Linked DNA regions of Homo sapiens: region 1 is linked to region 2. The links are chromatin loops, found by intact Hi-C in ENCODE. Cell type or tissue: PC-9. All regions are shown on one strand. Links, peaks and the distances in the headings refer to the core of each region. The heading gives the core; the rest is flanking DNA.

Region 1 (8,638 bases), core at 1-8,000, 50 kb before region 2:
TGCAATCCTCTGGGGACTGACTTGAGTGACCTGGGAGCTGTCTCCAGAGCCCTTGTCGCTGAGGGGCCTGTCCTCTAGTACTCGGGCCTCACTCACTGGGAACTCGATGGATTCTGGGGCACAGTTATCCTTCAGCAGATTCTCCTTCAGGTCACAGCGAGGTGAGCCCAGAGGCAGGGCCTGTAAGACAGGAGCCCAAAGAGAAGTCCAGCAATCAGAGCTATGGCGACTCTCTACCTCCTGCAGGCCCTACCACTTCCCAATAGCTAAGAGTTTACCCCGTACATTGGAGCATAAACAAATTGTTGTGGTCTTTCCTGGGATAATCCCTTAGGACCGTTGTACAGAAAGGGGAAATTGATACTTTGGGAGGCCAAGGCATGAGGACTGCTTGAGGCCAAGAGTTCAAGACCAGCCTAGGCAACATAGCTAGACCCCGTCTCTACCAAAAAAAAAAAAAGGAAAAAGAAAAGAGAAATTGAGATATCAAGAAGGCCTATTCATGGAGTTGTAGCTAGAAGGAGAGCCTGTACAGTAAGATGCCTGGTAGACCAGCATTTTTTAACTGTGGAATACCACACATTTGTGGGTCCCAAAATCAATTTAGCAGGTGTCAACCATCATTTTGTTAAATAAAATACAATAGAATAGAATAGAAAATATGAAAGTGTACAAATAGTCAAAGGGTTGTTTTGTGAAATTCTTATATTGTTGGAGGAGAGTGGAGAATAACACATATAATAAATAACTATACCCAGTACAGTGTGTTTCTTTCTGTAGGTCAGAGTCAAAACAGTTTGGAAGCTACTGTATTTGACACGGGCTAGACTGTGAGATCCATGTAGTCAGGGACTGTGTGTGTCTTGGCCCCTCTCATTTCCCAGCATCCGACCTAGGACTTACCACAAATGTGATAGGGAAAGGCAGTGTAAGGAGGCAGGAGAGAGTCAGGGCTAAGAGCACAGGAGTAAATCTCAGCATTGCACTTACAACTGCTTACTAAGGCAAGTCACCTAATTCCTCCAAGCCTAGTTTCCTCAGCTGTAACACGAACATAATAACAGTCCCTCCTTCAGTACTTAACAGCAATCAAAATCATAGAGTCAAAAAGTAGAATAGTAGTTTCCAGGGACTGGGAGGAATAGAGAATTACTGTTTTGATGGGTACAGAGTTTTAGTTTTACAAGATGAAAAGAGTTAAGGAGATAGATGGTGGTGAGGGGTTTCATGACATTATGAATGTACTTCATGCCACTGAACTGTATGCTTAAAAATGGTTAAGATGGGCCAGGCACAGTTGCTTATGCCTGTAATCCTAGCACTTTGGGAGGCTGAGGTGGGCAGATCACCTGAGGTCAGGAGTTCGATACCAGCCTGGCCAACCTAGTGAAACCCCGTCTCTACTGAAAATACAAAAATTAGCCAGGTGTGGTGGCGTGCACCTGTAGTCCCAGCTACTTGGGAGACGGAGGCAGGAGAATCGCTTAAACCTGGGAGGTGGAGGTTGCAGCAAGCCAAGATCGTGCCACTCCACTCCAGCCTGGGTGACAGAGCAAGACTTGATCTCACAAAACAAAACAAAATGGTTAAGATGGTAAATTCTATGTTATGTATATTTTCCCACAATAAAAGTTACTTAAAATAATAGTAATTATGGTACCTCCCTCACAGGGATGTCACACAGGCTAAATAAGACAATCCACATAAAATGCATTGGACAGCACCTGGCACAGAGGAAGTCCTCAGCAAATGTAAGCTATTACTATGAGATGCTTGACAAGTACTTCCTGGATAAGCTAATTATGAATAAACTCCACAAACTTGGGAACATGGGCCAGGCACCTAACCAGAGCCCATCCTATCACTTCAGTGTCCTCCTTCACCCTGAACAAAGAACAAATTGAGTACCCTTCCAAAAACCCACGGCCCCCTGGGGCTCTGGGTGCTTAAACCTGAGTATTGAAGGGGACCACGCCACCCTGGAAAGAACACTGAAAATCAGGAAAGAAGATCAATCCTAGGCCTGCCACTGACTAGTCATGTGACCTCAGATACGTCATTTTGTGTCCTCACCTGTTCAACAAGGCCTTTAGATGACACAGTGTTTTCAGTCCCTTCCGGCTCTGACATTCAGCCAATTTAGCCAACACTGTGTGGGTGCATGTCTATGAGGGCTCCTTACCAAGTTGAGGGGACCAGCCAGGAAGCTGGAAAACCCCTCCCGGGACCTATTTCACAATGTCTAGGCCTTCGGGCTCTCCTCAACCCCACCCCTACCCACATCCCCAACCAGCACTTCCAAATGTCTGCTGGATAACCCACACCAATATCCCAGAACAACTAGTGTTGACATTTATTGAACACTTACTGTATGTCAGGCACTGTGGTGAGCACTTTACATGGATTATTGCAATATGCCTGACAGTTCCATAATGCTGGAACTATTATAATTTTACAAGGGAGAAACCTAAGGTTTGGAGGCTTCACAAATAAGGAACCCAATCTTACAGGTAAGGAATCTGAGGCTTGGATAAATTAAGGAATTTGCTCAAAGTTGCAGAGCTAGGAAGTGGCAGAACTGAGAGGCCAGCTAGATTGTCTGACTGTAATTATCATCATAAAATAAGCTTTACTACATTCCGTATAGAGTGAGAGTCAAGGCACGGAAAAGGAAAAGTGTGGAAGGAATGGTCCTAGGGAGGAGCCACAACAGAGAATGCCCCAGGTAGGGAACAGGATGCAAGGTGGGCATGTGCGAGGGATGGAGAAGGATGGATGACATCTGCCTCCTCAGCCCCCTCAAGCAACCTGGCAGCCATAATGCCAGAAGAGGGACTGGGCCACAAGGAGCCATTCATACTCAAAAGCCCTGTAACCGGCCGGGTGCGATGACTCATGCCTGTAATCCCAGCACTGTGGGAGGCCGACACGGGTGGATAACTTGAGCTCAGGAGTTCCGGACCACCCTGGGCCACAGGGCAAAACCCCGTCTCCACTAAAAATACAAAAATTATCTGGGCATGGTAGTGCACACCTGGAATCTCAGCTACTCAGGAGGCTGAAGTGGGAGGATCACTTGAGCCAGGGAGGCGGAGGTTGCAGTGAGCCAAGATCACACCACTGCACCCCAGTCTGGGTGACAGAGTGAGACCCCACCTCAAAACAAAAACAAAAACAAAAAAACCCTGTAACCCAAAACCCTTCCCAATGCTTAAAGTCTCTCTCCCTCTCCAGTCCGATCCCCCTTTCATGGGCTGAAGCCTTCCCCACGTGGATGGGGACACGAGCAACATCAACAGCATGAGGACTACCCTGGCCCAGGCAAGAAGTAAGTAGAGTTTCTGGAAGCCAGCAGCTTCTCTCTTTCTCTCTCATCTTCACAGGTATGCAGGCAGGGAACCAGCCTCGGCGATGGAAATCAATGAATAAGACTTAACCTTCCTGGTGGCAAATACTCCAACAGGGACATCACAGACCTTCCACAACTCTGAGGAAGATGAAAGTCTCCCGTGCACCCAGCTCTGGCTGAGGACGGAATGACCTGGGGAGAACTTGGGCACTTCAGGTTTTGTGCCCAGACTCCTCCTGTTGTCCCTGCCCACCTCTCCTACCCCTTCCTCCTCTGGAAGCAGTCTTTCTCTTGCTCAAAAAAGCCCCAATCCTATCTCTGATTCTAGCTGCCCACAAAGCCCCAGGGAGAAAACCTTCCCAAAAAGGCAGTGGATAAATCAGAATGCAGTGAGGAGCGGATCCTTTCCAGGACCAAGACAGATGCTGAAGAAGACAGCAGGGACCGGAGCCCAGCAAACTGGATGAGAGCAGCAAGGCCTTCATGCATCTTCAGGCTCCATCAGCAGAGGGAGAGAATGCATTAGACGGGAGTTTCCTGACTCCTATTTTCTAATGTGGCAGTCCTAATGAGAAGAGGGTTTGAAGCGCTAAGATGTGCTGACAGTCCTAATGGTTTGTTATGAGTTTCCTTAGAAAAATTAAACACTGAAAAACAAAACTGCCTCCCTCCCTCCCTTTGTGGTTGCTGACATCAGAGGTCAGGAATATAACAGGCCTGCTCGTCAGCCAAGCTCTCCACGAGAGCCCTCTGTTCCAGAAGAGCACCAAGGCAGTGACCTCAACATACTTGGGCAACATTCCCTTTCTTGGTAACCCAGGCTGAGAAGGTAGAAAGAATGTCTCCAGGTTATGCAGGAAGAAAGCTAGAAGGGGGAGGGGTGGATATTAAAGTTTCAGTTCCCAGGGAAACCGGATGTTACACAAAAAGGGCAAAAATAGCCAAGACCCAGGGGAAGGGCCTGAGCACAGAGGTGGGAGGTTCCAGCCAGCGCCCTGCGAGCTGGCTGAATTACCTCCCTCTCCTGGGAGGGTGACACACGCTCTTGGTACCATTCTCCATTAATCCCATTTTGGAAATTGGGAAAGTACAACATGAATAGTTGTCATTATCCTGCCTATTTCACAGGGTTGGTCAGGAAGTAAAAGAAGACTGTGAATGTGAAATGCTTTCAAAATATAAAAATCTCAACATAAGTTAACTATACTGAAATCCATTAGGACAGAGGTTCCCAACCTTTTAGGCACCAGGGACTGGTTTCAGGGAAGACAATTTTTCCATGGACAGGGAGGTGGGGATGGTTTCAGAATGAAACTGTTCCACCCCAGATCATCAGGCATTAGTTTGATCCTCATAAGGAGTGAACAACCTGGATCCCTCCCATGCCCAGTTCACAGTAGGGTTTGAGCTCCTGTGAGAATCTAATGCCACCACGGATCTGACAGAAGGTGGAGCTCAGGCGGTAATGCTCACTCACCTGCTGCTGACCTCCTGCTGTGCGGCCCAGTTCCTAACAGGCCATGGACTAGGAATTGGAGCCCCTGCTTTAGGACACAGTATAAGCAAATAAATGCAAATATAAGTGACTCTTTTTTTTTTTTTAGATGGAGTTTCGCTCTTGTTGCCCAGGCTAGAGTAGTGCAATGGCACGATCTTGGCTCACTGCAACCTCCACCTCCCGGATTCAAGCAATTCTCCTGCCTCAGCCTCCCTAGTAGCTGGGGTTACAGGCCTGCGCCACCACGCCCAGCTAATTTTGTATTTTTAGTAGAGACGGGGTTTTGCCATGTTGGTCAGGCTGGTTTCAAACTCCTGACCTCAAGTGATCTGCCCACTTTGGCCCTGCTGGGATTACAGGAGTGAGCCACCACACCTGGCAGGTGACTCTTTTTTACAGTTACCACAATAACTACTATTATTTCATACTCTTCTTGGAGAGCGAGAGTCAATATGCCCCAGTACTTTTTTTACCCCAGAGCACCACCAAAACATCTCCCATCCATTGCTGTCTTGATTAACTCATCTGGTGAGGACAAGAAATCACTTGAACATGCAAAGAGAAAAGAATGAAGAGGGCAGAAAGGAGGAGGGGAGGAACATGAAGCATTTTTGTTTATAGTTGTTGGTATTCACATTTCATTGTTTACAAGAAGAGGAGCACTCTTAATATTATACTTCCTTTTACAATAATAAATTGGAGCAAAACTCTCAAGATGAACATTTGTCCTCCAGATTAAAAATAAATAGAAAGAAGACAAGTCAGAATAAAATTATGTTTGTGATTATAAAGAAATGTAAATCATGGCCTATATCTTGCTCCTGCAGTTGCAGAGAAGAAAATGAGAAGGAAATCCTATTAGAGTCTTCCTCTACTTTGCTAGACTCAAACTCCTTCTTCCTCTGTCACCCTTGGTTGTCAGGCTAAGTGGGAAGCTGGCCCACCTTCCAGGGTGTACTCAGGCTTATATAAGAATTCCTAGTATTTCCCTCCACTGTAGGGTTGCCAAATTTAGCAAATATTTGGGACAAACTTATACTAAAAATTATTTTTTAATTCAAATTTAAGTGGATGTTCTGTAATCTAGATTTATTTTTTAGAGACAGGATCTCCCTGTGTTACCCAGGCTGGAGTGCAGTGGCTATTAGCAGACATGATCATGGTGCACTATTGCCTCAAACTCCTGGGCTCAGAGGATTCTCCCACTCCAGCCTCCTGAGTAGCTGGGACTACAGGCACCAGGCTGGATGTTCTGTATTTATCTGGCAACCTTAACTCCACCTCCATCCACCTTGACCCAACCCCAGTGGCCCTTCAATTAGCAATGTTTGCCAAACTTGCTATCATAAATATCCATTCTGATGTAACAGACCCAGGATCCATCCCGGGAAGCTTTATTTTTAACAAGCACCTCAGGCAATTCTCAACACCAAATGAGTTTGGGAGGTTCTAGACTCCAGCATGTCACTGTTGAGACTAAGACTACGCGTTGAGTCTCTGTATAAAGCCCGCCTCTTTGCTAGATTTATGGACCAGAGAGAGCACAGCAACCCAACCCGCGTCGGTATCCAACCCTCCAAGAACACACCCTATGCAGATGGGCCCAAAACTCCGTGCTCATCCACGTTGGCTGTTTTCCTCTTACCCAGCCAAGCTCTCACTATACACACCCAAGAGCTCCGGTCCTCTAGGACCAAGGGGAAAGCCGAGCCCAACCAGTTGTTTTTCCAGGCACTGCCAGCTTGCCTGGAACAGCCAACTCAGGGGAGGAAGAAGAACAGAGGGCTCTCCAAGGTTTGATTATTCAAAAAATTACCTAAAAAATGGACCAGCCAGTTCACCTTTGGTTTTTTGAAGTCAATGTCCAAGGCATTTTCAGCAGTTAAACTTGGCCTATCCAGGGGAAGCCCTGCTCCTCTCAAGAACAAAATAGCATTTATGTTCAGGTTACAGTCCAGGATTCCCACCTCCCATCCCTCCCCGGTCACCACATTCTGTCCCATACTGGGGTCCTCCACCCTTCCTTCTCTCCCTCCTCCCTCTTGCTGAGGGATAGTTGTAGTCCTTCACTAACCTTGGCCCCGCCTCCTTTCATGTTTATATGCCATTCTCCCAGGGAATATCTTACTGGACTTTCTACCTCCTTCCATTTGTTTTCTTTGGTCCTAGCTGCGCCCATTTCCTCACTGACTGCACCCCTAATTCCTAGGCTGGTCCTATGTCATGCTCTGATCTACCCTGCACCTTTCCCTCTGCCCTCCCCAGGCCTGCCCCAGGGGACAAGGAGCACAACAGTCACCCATAAATATTCTACATTTGCATCTTTGAAATCTGGTTATGTGACCTAAGGGCTTTGTCTGGTCAGGCCCCAGCCCACCTCAGCTGCATGGCTAGTCCCTATACAGATCAAGAGGGATGAAAAATGGGGGATAGGGAGCAGGACAGACCCTCCAAGAAGGTTTTCTTTTTCCCCAGATTCTCTGGGCCAGAGATACCTGCATTTTCTCTTGCTTTGGGTTGGAAAGGAGGGAAGGAGGAAAAGGGGGAAGCACCCTTTGAGTGACACTAGGGCTTCTGTCCTGACCTTCCTCTGCTCCTGAAGGCTTTCGGCTACCCAAGGCCCCCCTCCCCATTCAGCTCTCTCTTCTTCCAGCATTCAGTTGCAGAATTGCAACTTCCTGGTAAAAGAAGCTTTAGTAATATCACGATGGGAGGAAGGAGGACATAGTGAATAAGGAGGGAGGAGGCTACATCACACTGAGCAGCCCGCTCAGCCCAGAGGGGAGGAGAACCTGCGGGGGTGGGGGAGAAGGTCTCATCCATGCCCCCCTTACACCCCTTCCCTAGCCCCAGGGAATGTTTCATTTGCTAAATGAAGTTAATGTGGCCCAGATGTTGGGCAGCTGCCTCTGGAAGCAGTTCCCGTGCTGAACGGCAAAGAGGCCAAAGCAACGTGCGGAGCTGGCCTCTGCTGCTCTGGCAGCCCTCCTGGCCGGTGATAAACACAGCCTCCCAGCTCCCGCCCCTCCCCCCAGGCGGCCAGGGAGGTTGCCTTTTTAGGAAACTCAGCAGATCTGAAAAAGAAGCAGACAGAGAGACTGAGGGCTGGATTGGAGCGGTCATAAAACTGGAGAGGGCTGGGACTTGTTGTGGGACAGAGGAAGCCTCAGGTAGCTGAGCCGCAGCCAGGCCAGGAACTCAGGTAACCACCTGCTGGCCAGGCCAGTGACTCAGCCTGAGACTCTATAATCACCGAATCTCTTCAACCACATTCATCTTCCACCCCCACCCCATCAGCTCTTGCCAGCTCCAAATTTCCATCCCAGCCACAAACATAGCCATTCCCTCAGACACACTCATTCCCTAGGGCCCCAGACACAACAAACCCTCTGCCTAGACACAACTAACCCTTTCCTGTCCCCCTTCCATCCTCACCAAGTGGGCCCAGCTCCTTTCTTCAACACCTGTGAGAAGGAAGGAAGGAAAGAAGAAGAGAAAGAAAAATGTAAAGCCGCGGGGCCCAATCATCAAAGAGAAGGGAAGAGAAAAGATTTTCTGACTAAACATCACCACACACAAGCACAAGATTTCTCTTCTATTTGCCTTTTTTAACCTCTAGGAAAAAGAAGTAAGCCAGCAACCCCTCCCAACCCCATCCGTACCTATACCCCTTGCTGCCTCTCCTTTTGAGACCTGACGCCCTGCTTCCCTGGGATATTCCACCCCAAGAAATGCAAGCAAAGGGCTGGGCATGGTGGGTCACACATGAAATCCCAGCACATTGGGAGGCC
Region 2 (12,281 bases), core at 2,163-10,162:
TTCCACCCACTCACTGAGTGCCCTGGTGAGAGTTACTTAACCTCCAGAAGCCTCAGTTTTCTCATCTGTAGAATGGGGATAACCACACCTACCTCATGAGGAATCTCTGGGAAGGGTAAATGAATAATGTACACAAAGCACTTGAAACAGCATAAGCACAGGGGAAGTATGCAGAAGAGGGAGGTGCTCTTACTATTATGAGCAGTATTTCTCTCTCCATTTGTCTTCTAGGCATTTTTTATTCTTCTTTCTTTCTTTCTTTTTTTTTTTTGGTCGGGTGCAGGATCTCACTCTGTTGCCCAGGCTGGAGTGCAGAGGCACAATCAAGTCTCACTGCACCACTGACCTTCCAGGCTCAAGTGATCCCCCCACCTCAGCCATTGGAGTAGCAGGGACCAGAGACACACACCACCACATTGGCTTTTTTTTTTTCTTCACTTTTTGTAGAGATAGGGTCTCACTGTGTTGCCCAGGCTGGTCTTGAAGTCCTGGGCTCATGTGATCCTCCCACCCTGATCTCCCAAAGTGCTGGGATATCAGATGTGAGCCACCACACCCAGCCATTTCTATTATTTTTGAGTTTTCTAAAAGAATAATGGTTCTTTCATTTTCCTTCTTTTGCTAAGGTTATTCCCATTGCTTAAGATACCCTCCTCCCCTACAGAGCTAATGTGTATTGAGTCCTTACTATATTGCAGACACTGTTTTAAGTGCTTTACACATTTTAAATTATTTGATCTTCTTAATAACCAAATTGGGTCAGTATGACTATTATCCCCAGTTTATAGATTAGGAAATTAGCCAGGCATGGTGGCTCACTCCTGTAATCCAAGCACCTTGGGAGGCTGAGGAAAGAGGATTGCTTGAGGCCAGGAGTTTGAGACCAGCCTGGGCAACATAGTAAGACCCCATCTCTACAAAAAGTAAAACAATAAAATAAAATAGCCAGGCATGGTGGCACCCACCTGTAGTCCCAGCTCCTTGGGAAGCTGAAGCAGAAGGATGACTTGAGCCCAGGAGTTTGAGGTTGAAATGAACTATGCACAGCAAGACTCTGTCTCAAAAAAAAAAAAAGTAAGTTCCAATTCAAAACAAAACCAGCAATACAATGCATTAAGGACATGATTATGAAACTAACTATACAGAGTTCTCTCCACGTTCCAACTGGTAACCAAGCTTTTAATGCTGGATCTTTGACTTCTAGCTTTTGTTTGTTTGTTTGTTTGTTTGTTTGTTTTGAGACACAGTCTCACTCTATTGCCCAGGCTGTAGTGCAGTGGCATGATCTCGGCTTACTGCAACCTCCACCTCCCAGGTCTAAGCGATTCTCCTGCCTCAGCCTCCCAGGTAGCTGGGATTACAGACATGCGCCACCATGCCCAGTTAATTTTTGTGTTTTTAGTAGAGATGGGGTTTCACCATGTTAGCCAGGCTGGTCTCGAACTCCTGACCTCAAGTGATCCACCACCTGGGCTTCCAAAAGTGCTAGGATTACAGGCGTGAGCCACTACACCCAGCCAACTTCTAGCTTTTTTCATTAGACTACAGAGCACAGATAGACTGAGCTGATTACTGAAGAGTGTAGGTGGAAATGGAAAGGGAGAAGGTAGGGCCAAGGGGGCCATTATTGAATCTCCTTTGAAGCTCCAGGGCCAGGAAGTTGAGACCAGCTCAGGCAGATGTGCAGTTTCAAATTCTTGGCCACCAAGACCAAAGTCTCACACATCACAAAGAAAACTGAGACATGGATGCCCCCAATTCCCTGTGCCTACATCGATCACATCTGTCAGTTACAAAGTGACACTTCTGTCCCTAATAACTAATATCATATAAGATTTATGTAAATGCAAAATGATTGAGATTTTTAGGAACTGCTCATACTCTCTTGAGTATGACCAAAAATTTGTGAGAGGAGAATCACTTCCATTGACAATGAACTTAATTCTACAGAAAAATTAGGCCGAGTGCAGTGGCTCACACCTGTAATCCCAGCACTTTGGGAGGCCGAGGCGGGTGGATTATCTGAGGTCAAGAGTTTGAGAGCAGCCTGGCCAATATGGTGAAACCCCATCTCTACTAAAAACACAAAAATTAGCTGGGTGTGGTGGCAGGCACCTGTAATCCCAGCTACTCAGGAGGCTGAGGCACTAGAATCACTTGAACCCGAGAGGCAGAGTTTGCAGTGAGCTGAGATCACACCACTGCACTCCAGCCTGGGCAGCAGAGCAAGACTCTATCTCAAAAATAAAATAAAATAAAGAAAGGAAGAAAGGAAGGAATTAAACTGATAGGAATGGAGGCATGTGAGTAAGTGCTGATCATCAGGAAGATTCAGATCTACTGGGAACCTGACCATCTGAGGGAGGACACCCAGTGGAGGCCATCAGAACCTGACAAAGGAAGAGAGGAAAAGAGGTGGCCTCAGTGGTGTGCAAGCCTGTGCGCCCTCAGTTCCTACTAGGGGATATGTGCCCCTTGCAGATCCAGCAGGGTTTGGAACAAGATTGAGAGGAGCTTGGTGTTTATGCAGATCTAAGTGGCCCCACAAAGGAGTAAAAGTTATAAGTGGAACTGTCTCTTTAAACCCAAGAGTGACCCAAAGAATGGCGGGGGGCAGAGCTGGAAGTGAAGAGAGTCCTGGGAGAAAGAGATGAGCTATCTTGGAGTTCATGGTAGCCTGAGAGGAAGACTGGCTACACCAGATGCAATGTCAAAACATTCAGGAAAAAGATAAACAGTATCCCACAAAGGCCCTGAAACAGCAGTTCTTAACCTTTTTTTTTTTTTTTTTTTAGGCCTCTGACCCCTTTGAAAATATAACAAAAAGGACAAATCCTCCCCTTGGAAAAACAGCAGAAATATGCCTACAATGGTTTTCTATGGTTAAGAACCTCAGTTTCTATTGTAAAAAGAATGAATGGTACTCAAAATTGAAATTCTAGGCCGGGCATGGTGGCTCATGCCTATAATCCCAGCACTTTAGGAGGCTGAGGCAGGAGAATCACCTGGGGCCAGGAGTTCAAGCCCAGCCTGGGCAACATAGCAAGACCCTATCTCTAAAAAAAAAATGTTTAACTAGCAAAGCATGGTGGCATATGCCTATAGTCCTTGCTACTCAGGAGGCTGAGGCAGGAAGATGGCTTGAGCCCAGGAGTTCGAGGGTGCAGTGAACTATGGTCATGCCACTGTACTCCAGCCTGGGAGCAGGGTTCCAGTCAGGAGGCACAGGGGCCTCCCTCTTTGCCAACATAACCACAGATTCTACCTTTTAGGATTTGGGTAAAAAGTAAAGAAGAATAAAAGAAGAGTGAGAAAGAGAACTGGAGAATGGGATAGAGGCAAGGAAAAGGGAAGAAAGACACGATGGAGCGGGGAGCACCCATTCACTCTGGAGTGATGTGTACCCATTCAGAGGTAGAGAAGCAAAGTGAAACAATCTGAATATAGGTCAGGTGTGGTGGCTCATGCCTGTAATCTCAGCACTTTTGGAGGCTGAGCAGGGCCAATCCCTTGAGCCGAGGAGGTCGAGACCAGCCTAGGCAATGTGGCAAAACCCCATCTCTACAAAAAATAGAAAAATTAGCCAGGTATGCCTGTAGTCCCAGCTACGTGGGAGACTGAGGTGGGAAGATCACCTGTTCCCCCCCAGCAAGGCTGAGGCTACAGTGAGCCTTGATTGTGCCACACTCTGCTCCAGCCTGGGCAATGAAGTGAAACCCTGTCTCAAAAAAAAAAAAAAAATCTGAAGGTGAGCTGGGAAAGCACTCATTCTTTTCTCCCCTAATCTTGTACAACCACAGAATCATAGGTTTCAGGGTTGGAAGAGATCTTTAGTTCAAACTCTTCCATAAAAGCCCCATGAAATATTTGCTAGTGTTCACTTGAATACCTACCACGACATGGGACTCAATACTTCGCAAGGTAGACCATTCCATTTGAGAAAACCTCTAATCGACATTAAATTTTTCCTAGCAGGGATCTGACATATACATCTCTGAGGTTTTCATCCACTGATCCTGGATTTGCCCCCAAAGTGACCCAGAAAAAATGTAGGACAATTCCCCATTATAGAAGTTGCTGTTTCCCCATTTCTCAGCCAAGTACTTTCCAGCAGGTGATTGTTCTAGGCAAATACTCTTGAATCCGTATTATGTGGCCATTTGCTCTGAAACCTGTTTTATCTTGGGTCTCAGTTCCCTCTAAGCTACGTATTTTCATGTTTTAGAGTCAGAAGATTAATCTCCTTGACAGAAAAGATGGAACTGAGGTCAAAATAGAAGTTGAGTTCTACTAATGTCACACTGCTGGCACAAAGGGCAGTGCCCTTCCTGCTCTTCTTGCTCTGAACGTAAGTAAAAGCATATATTTGTTGGTTTTAACATATAAACATTTTCATTTCATTTTAGACTTATGCCTTCTTGGCTTTGTTCTCACAGCTCTATGCCACTACTTTATGTCCATCAGCGGCTCTCAGCTCACCTTCAGAATTTTTTTTTTTTTTTTGTAGACAGGGTTTCACTTCATTGCCCAGGCTGGAGCACAGTGTGGCGCAATCACGGCTCACTGCAGCCTCAACCTTCCCAGGGGGGAACAGGTGATCTTCCCGCCTCAGTCTCCCGTGTAGTTGGGACTACAGACATGCCTGACTAATTTTTCTATTTTTTGTAGAGACGGGGTTTCGCCACATTGCCCAGGCTGGTCTTGACCTCCTGGGCTCAAGGGATCAGCCCTGTTCAGCCTCCAAAAGTGCTGGGATTAGGCATGAGCCACCGCCCCTGACCTATCTTTAGATTGTTTCACTTTGCTTCTCTACCTCTGAACGGGTACATGTCCCTCCACAGTGAATGGGTGCTCCCCGCTCCACCTTGTCTTTTTTCCCTTTTCCTTGCCTCACATCCCATTCTCCAGTTCTTTTTCTCACTCTTCTTTTATTCTTCTTTACTTCTTTTTGCCCAAATTCTAAAAGGCAGGAACTGTGGTTATGTCGGCAAAGATGAAGGCACCCTGTGCCTCCTTACTGGAGCCCCGCTCCCTGAGTTCTTGTCTATTGATATTCCATCAGAGCTTGCCACCTCTCCTCCTTAAAGCCCTCCCTGACCACCCCTCCTCCTCTGAGCTCCTAGTGTCCTGGTCCCACACCTCTCCCTTGCTCCTTAGACATATACTGCCTAGTGTCATTTCGATTATTTTGTCTTTTAATATAGTTCAGCTCCACTTATATATTTTTTCCCTCAAGTAGAGTATAAACTCATAGAGGGAGAGACCACAGATGACTTTGTTTTTATATCCTGAAGTACCTACTGCTGTGCACTCAATAATTTATTTTGAATGAATGCTTCCCACCGCTGGAGGTTCTAAACACACATATACAATAAGGATCAAAACGAAACAAATGGACTAAGGCTGACTGTAGTGAGAGGGAGTTGCTGAATGCTAAATGATTAGTATCAGAGAGCTGGAAGGGACATGAACCATGATCTAATCGATTCCCTCATTTTGCAACCTGTGGACTGAGGTTGAGTGGGGATGTGACTTGACCAGGTCCCCACATGTCCACAAGTGTCCTCTCTATGACCCCTCATTGCAAAACCTTTGTGGGGGTACTGAAGCAAGCGAACGAATTGCTGTGAGTCTTTAAAAGTAAACAAAAACTCCATTTGTCTGAAGGCAAAGAGACGGACTAAGTGATTTCTCAAGTTTCCTTTCAGCCCGGGCTGGCAATCGGTTTTCTCCAGCGTCTCAGGAACGTGTCAAACGTGGGCGTCCTGTTGGAAGCACGCTGTTGCAAGTTTGTCATCTAGTGGTGGAAGGTAGGTATTGCGCCACCAGCCATCTCCAACACCGTTTTCCCTAAAAGCCCTGGTCAACGGAGTTTGTTTAGGATGCCAAACGCGTGATGACACTCTGCTAACCGTGGCCCTCAGGTGATTACAGTCTACTAGAAGTCTGCAGGGTCTCCTGTAGCTCTACAGTTCCAGTCTGGCGACTGTGTTAGGGAGACTAAATTGTGACCATCACTAATTAATACAGATGGGAAAATCTCTAGGGAAGAGGTGAGCCTGACTTGCGTATTGAAGGGTGGGAATAAGGTGGATGAACAGAATGGGGCACGTATCAGGAGAGAGAAACAAGATGAATCAAGAGGTCCTGGGGTGAGGAGAGAAGGGGAGAGGGAAGCAGCACTGGGGAGCTAACAGAAAGAAAGATCAGCTGGCTTCAGCCAGTGATGCCTCTAGCAGATTTGGGGCAAATAAAGGAAGGCCTTAGAAGTTAAATAGAAAGGTTTGGAAATGACCCAGTAGGGGATAGGAGCTCTTTTAAGTCCTAATTAGGGAAGAAATTTGATTAAAACAGTGTTTCAGGAATATAAATATGCCATGCTACCATCTTTTTTCTTTTGTCTTTTTCTCACCACCCCCCACCCCCCACGACCAGCCCCACCCCCTAGACGGAGTCTTGCTCTGTCACACAGGCTGGAGTGCAGTGGCGCGATCTCAGCTCACTGCAACCTCCGCCTCCCAGGTTTAAGCAATTCTCCTGCCTCAGCCTCCCAGGTAGCTGGGATTACAGGCATCTGCCACCGCGCCTGGCTAATCTCACCATGTTTGCCAGGCTGGTCTCGAACTCCTGACCTTGTGATCCGCCTGCCTCGGCCTCCCAAAATGCTGGAATTACAAGTGTAAGCCACCGCGCCCGGACTTCTTTTTTTTTTTTTTTTTAAGATGGAGTCTCACTCTGTTGTCCAGGCTGGAGTACAGTGGTGCGATCTTGGCTCACTGCAACCTCCACCTCCCGGGTTCAAGTGATTCTCCTGCCTCAGCCTCCCGAGTAGCTGGGATTACAGGCATCCAACACCACGCCCAGCTAATTTTTGTATTTTTAGTAGAAACAGCGTTTCACCATGTTGGCCAAGCTGGTCTTGAACTCCTGACCTCAGGTGATCTGTCCACATCAGCCTCCCAAAGTGCTGGGATTACAGGCATGAGCCACTGTGCCCAGCCCATGCTACCATCTTTAACTGGAGAGGGGAAACTAGAAAAATTATGAGTCGAGTTTGTTGTTATTATTCTTCCTATGTATTTTTAAATTAATAATTAAATTAATAAATGTTTTTAATTAATAAATACATAAACTCCTAAACTGCTATGACAGAATGATAGAAGTGCTTAGCACAGTGCCAGCACATAGTAGGTGCTCAGTAAGTTGATGATGCTCTTTATTATCATCTCTCTGAAATTCACCTTTGACATCAGGGGACCTCATATGATCATCATCTTAGCTCTAGTGACCGCTTTGCTCATTTTCTCTCCGCGGGGTAGTAGAGGCTCTGGCCTCTGTCAGGGGCCTGTGGCAGTGGACAGGGAGGAGACTTACAGAAGGCCCCTGAATACCCTCTCCCCCTCTGCTCCTTTCCCACCTCCCTCCTGAAGGTCACTGGCTGTTCGTTCCTCTGACAGTGGGAAGTTTCCATGAAGATACCCATCCTCTGATAACTTTCTGGGCAACTTTCTCCCCAGCATCTGTCCACAGGGAGCAGAAAGCCTGGCCTTTGGGGAACACACAGTCATACTCTCTTTCCACAGAAGCAGCTTCCCTGTGTCCCCTCATGTGTCATCATCCCTTCAGGATGGTGCCATTGCTGGCTCCAGGCCAGAGCCCCCCTTAAATCTTCCCCCGAGCTGGGACACCTTTCCCCTCCTCCTTCTGGCCCACTTACTCACACTCATCCTGCCTGAGATGCCACCTTCTCAGGCCCTCAGTCAGGAACCCCTCAGGGTGGTGGAAGGGCCCCCAGTGGGCTCAGTCCTATTTCCATAAATTATGGTTGACCCATGAACAACGTAGAGGTTGGAGGCACCAACCCACGTGCAATCAAAATGTGCATATAACTTTTGATTCCCCAAAAACTTAACTACTAATGGCCTACTGTTGACTGGAAGCCTTACGAAAAGCATAAAAATTTAACATATTTTGTATCTATATATTATAGACTGTATTCTTATAATAAAGTAAGTTGGAGAAAAAAATTAAGAAAATCATAAGGAAAAGAAAATATATTTACTAGTAAGTGGAAGTGGATAATCTTCAAGGCCTTCATCTTCCTTGTCTTCAGGTTGAGTAGGCTGAGGAGGAGGAAGGGTTGGTCTTGCGGTCCTAGGGTGGCAGAGGTGGAAGAGGAGGTGGAGGTGAAAGGAGAGGCAGGAGGGACAGGCACATTCAGTGTAAATTTTATTGAAAAGTGTCTGTATATAAATGGATCCACACAGTTCAAGCCTATGTTGTTCAAGGGTCAACTGTACATGGTCTGGATCTGGGTTCGAAATAGTGGAAGTCAGTCTAGTTGAAGAAAATCGTGAACTTTATTTAGTCACTTTTTATGCATACCTCTTCCCAGGAGGGGCAAGTGCCAAACCTTAGTTATGGGCCGGGCAAAGTACAGGGTTGGGGAAGGGATGACTAGGAGGACAAGAGTCTCTTCTGTCTTCAGATAAACAAGCCCAACACCATGGAGGCAGCAAATAAGTTGCACTGGTTCCCAAGGAGGTTTGTGAAGTAGAAAATGCTTCCCGGCTGGGCGCGGTGGCTCACACCTGTAATCCCAGCACTTTGGGAGGCCAAGGCAGGTGGATCACCTGAGGTCAGGAGTTTGAGACCAGCCTGGCCAACATGGTGAAACCCCATCTCTACTAAAAATACAAAAAATTAGCTGGGTGTGGTGGCGCGCACCTGTAATCTCAGCTACTCGGGAGGCTGAGGCAGGAGAATCGCTTGAACCTGGGAGGTGGAGGTTGCAGTGAGCTGAGATCGTGCCACTGCACTCCAGCCTGGATCACAGAGTGAGACTCCATTTCAAAAAAAAGAGAGAGAAAAGAAAATAAAATGCTTCCTGAACTATTCTCTCAGTGGAAGTGATGGCTGAGCCGGAGCAGCATCTTAGACCATGTGTAGAGGTCACACACTGAGACACCATACGATAAAAGAACTTGGGTCCCTGAGGACTGTGGAGCATGCCGGCTGTGCCAGCCAGGGACTGCCAATCTCTGGATTGTAATGGGAGGAAGAAACGCACTTCCATGTCTCTTAAGCCACTGTGTTTTGGTGTCCATACGCACAGCCAAATATAATCTTAATTAATACTGTGTTCAATAAATGTTGGCTGATGTTGTCACATGATTATAACTAATGTCTGTCTTCCCACTAGACTGAAAGCTCCTTGAGGACAGGGGCCATGTCTGTGTGGTTCAGTATATCCCCAAGGCTCATGCCAGTGCCATGTGCACAGCAGGTACCCAATGGGCATCTGTTGAATTAGTAAGTGAGCTATGACCTCTGTTCATGCTCTTCTTCTCCCTGGGGCTAAGCACCAACCTTGGGGCACCTTTTCCTTTAAGGTCTCACTGAAAGCCCTTCTCCCAGAGAAAATATTTGTAATGCCTCACTTCTTTCTGGTTCCTCCTTGTATTGGTTCCTTAAAACTTACACTGTATGTTACATAGATGGAGTTATCCCTATGCTATTTGGGGATCATTCTCTATTTATCCCTGGATACTTATGTGCTTGCTTAAGTGGACAGTAAGCTACTTTGGGCAAGGAAAACACTTTCAGTTTTCAAATCACTGGGAACCTTAACTCCAGTTCCTCACAAGTGAATACAGTGAGCAATAAATACTTGCTGAAGAAAGAAAGAAGAGAGGGAGGAGGGTGAGGATCAAAAAACTACCTATCAGGTACTATGTATATTACCTGGGTGGTGAAATAATCTGTACACCAAACCCCTGAGACATGCAATTTACCTATGTAACAAACCTGCACATGTGCCCCTGAACCTAAAATAAATGTTAAAAAACCAAAAAAAAAAAAAAAAAAAAGAAGGGAAGGAGGAAAACCTGACGAGGCCCCAGTGCTAAGGAGAATGTTGGCATTTCAAACTGGGGGTGTGATTTAAAGAAAAGGAGCAGAAAGTGAGGCCAAAAAGAGCAGTCTGCGAGGTAGGGACAAGGAAAAGAGTCCTAAGAGCCAAGCTTGGAAAACATTTCAAAGGCAGGTTGAAAATGGTGTGTTGAAAATTGAAACAATGTAGAATTCAGGGGACCTTGTCAACATTAGCTGTGACCTTGATTAAGTCACTTCCCATTTAAGGATCTGTTTTCCTGATTTTGACTCTTAGGAAGTCTGACTAATCGGTGAACTGGCTCTGCTCCAAGGAGCCTAGTTAGAGGCTCCAAGAAGCCTGAACCCAGCCCTCTCCTCCTCAGCCAGAGAAACTCTGTTCTCTTCAGTTTCATGCACTGACTTCCCCATAAAATTTAGTTCGAACAAAAGGCTATGGGTCTAAACCAAAGTTTGAGAACCACTGGATTCAATGAACCCCTGCTCAACCGTATAAAGATCCCTGGTTTTGTGTTTCAACCAGTCACTCACAAAGCTGAAACCCTTCCTCAAAGAAAATCTGGGAAACAAAGGGCATGTATATAGACCTTGGCCTTGTCTCCCCAGCCAGACTGTAAATTCTAAGAAAAGCAAACTTGGGCTCATGGTTCTCAGCTTCCCATGACAGGCAGGCAGCCTTGGCTGAATTCTTAGATGTTTCACAGAGTTCTGTGGCTGGATGATTGATAGTTAGGCAACAGAAAGGCCATGGGAAGGATTTATTTCACCTTGGGGAGTCCTCAGGGATGTAAGGACTCCCTTTCTGGGATGACTGGACCCCTGTGCTCCCATATAAATATTTCTACTCATATACATGTGTGTTTAACTTCCTCACATCATCTTGCTCCTTCTTCCCAATTGCTGGTTTTCAGGCGTCTCTTTTCCACGTGCCTCTCCCCACTCTCCTCCTCTCTCAGCCTGAGGTTCCTGACCTCTGACCCTGACTCTTTCCAGGGCACTGAGCTGGAATCCTGGGTCTGGAGTCAATGAGATGTCCAGAACAGGCAGGACTGAACCAGGTACCAGGAGCTTTGCACTCAGAGGAAGAGGCACCTAAAAAAGCGAGGACCAAACCAAACCGTGGTTGACCTATACAATGGGACATGATTCCGCCTTAAAAAAGGAACACGAGGACATTGTGCTAAGTGAAATAAGCCGGTCACAAAAGACAAACACTGTCTGATTTCACTTATCCAGGGTGGTCAAATTCATAGAAATGGAAAGTAGAATGCTGATTGCCAGGGGCTGGGGGAAGGAGGGAATGGGGAGTTATTTATTGAGTACAGTGTTTCTGCTGGTGGAAATGAAAAGGTTCTGGAGATTCATTACTGATATGGTTTGGCTGTGTCCCCACTCAAATCTCATCTTGAATTCCCATGTGTTGTGGGAGGGACCCAGTAGGAGGTAACTTTCCCATGCTGTTCTCATGATAGTGAATAAGTCTCACAAGATCTGATGGTTTTTAAAAGGGGAATTTCCCTGCACAAGCTCTCTTTGCCTGCCGCCATCCATGTAAGATGTGCCTTTGCTCCTCCTTGCCTTCCGCCATGATTGTGAGGCCTCCCCAGCCATGTGGAACTGTAAATCCATTAAACCTCTTTTTCTTCCCAGTTTCAGGTATGTCTTTATCAGTAGCATGAAAAGAGACTAATACAGTTACACAACAATGTGAATATACCTCACTCTACTGACTTGTATGCTTAAAAATGGTTAAGATGGTAAATTTCATGTTATGTGTATTTTACAACAATTTTTGTTTAAAAGCAGCAAGAGCAAGGACCAAAGGAGGAGTCCCTGCCTCAGCCTGGCCCCTCTCTGCCTGCCATCTGGAGGTGTGATTAGGTAGAGGGTGAGCCCAAAGGGAATAAAACTCCTCCAGGTGACAACTCCTCAAGCTGCTGGCCTTCCAGAGCTTGCTCTCCTGGGTCTGACCCCAATATCTCTAGATCCACAGGCTTTTGTCCTTGTCTCCTAGCTCCCAGATACTACTCATTTCTCTGAGCACACATGAGGCCTCAGGTGACTTTATCTCTCTCTCTCTCACACACACACACACAACGCAAACCAATGCAATTCGTTAATTAGTTTTAAAAAAACAAACAAAACAGAGACTGGTCAGAATCCCAGAGCCCAGCCTGGCCGTGTTAGAGCTGTTTATTAACAGGGAGGGCCTGTAAGGTCCTTGGGGCAGTGGTGTGGTGATAAGTCGAGGACTCCATCTCAGCTCACCCAGCCGGGGCCTCTCTTTAACTCACCCTGGTATGGCTAAAGCCAAGGGCCAGGCACCTGAAAGAAAGTGCTAGGAGGAAAGGGCATTTCACCCTCCTAGACCCAGCCCCTTACCACACCCA

What was found. A loop is a pair of places that touch in the nucleus more often than their neighbours do. Peaks named below come from ENCODE experiments on the same cell type or tissue, not always from the same donor. Only the 100,000 strongest peaks of a DNase experiment are listed, where the experiment ranks them.
Region 1: it touches region 2 in a loop (9-fold over the local background); 10 of 110 quality-filtered maps call a loop at or near these places.

What each region holds. Positions count from the first base shown.
Region 1 is chr17:47,274,896-47,283,533 of GRCh38, reverse strand. It overlaps ITGB3 (integrin subunit beta 3), which reads right to left. Exons shown (of 15, transcript NM_000212.3): 3 at 1-180. It overlaps LOC107985029 (a long non-coding RNA gene), which reads left to right and starts at 3,272. Exons shown (of 2, transcript XR_001753127.2): 1 at 3,272-3,565; 2 at 3,678-4,009. RefSeq lists enhancers at 2,423-2,923, 2,757-3,051, 4,017-4,386, 7,094-7,641 and a silencer at 7,937-8,231. In PC-9, for the core only: a CTCF peak has its summit at 7,903; a DNase peak (open chromatin) is centred at 4,153; H3K27ac peaks cover 5,055 bases.
Region 2 is chr17:47,223,444-47,235,724 of GRCh38, reverse strand. It overlaps MYL4 (myosin light chain 4), which reads right to left. Exons shown (of 7, transcript NM_002476.2): 7 at 12,046-12,216. Among named protein-coding and RNA genes, the nearest start is that of MYL4, 20 kb to the right of the region's middle. RefSeq lists enhancers at 5,871-5,920, 10,028-10,322. In PC-9, for the core only: CTCF peaks have their summits at 5,614 and 5,819; DNase peaks (open chromatin) are centred at 5,664 and 10,154; H3K4me3 peaks cover 758 bases; H3K27ac peaks cover 3,658 bases.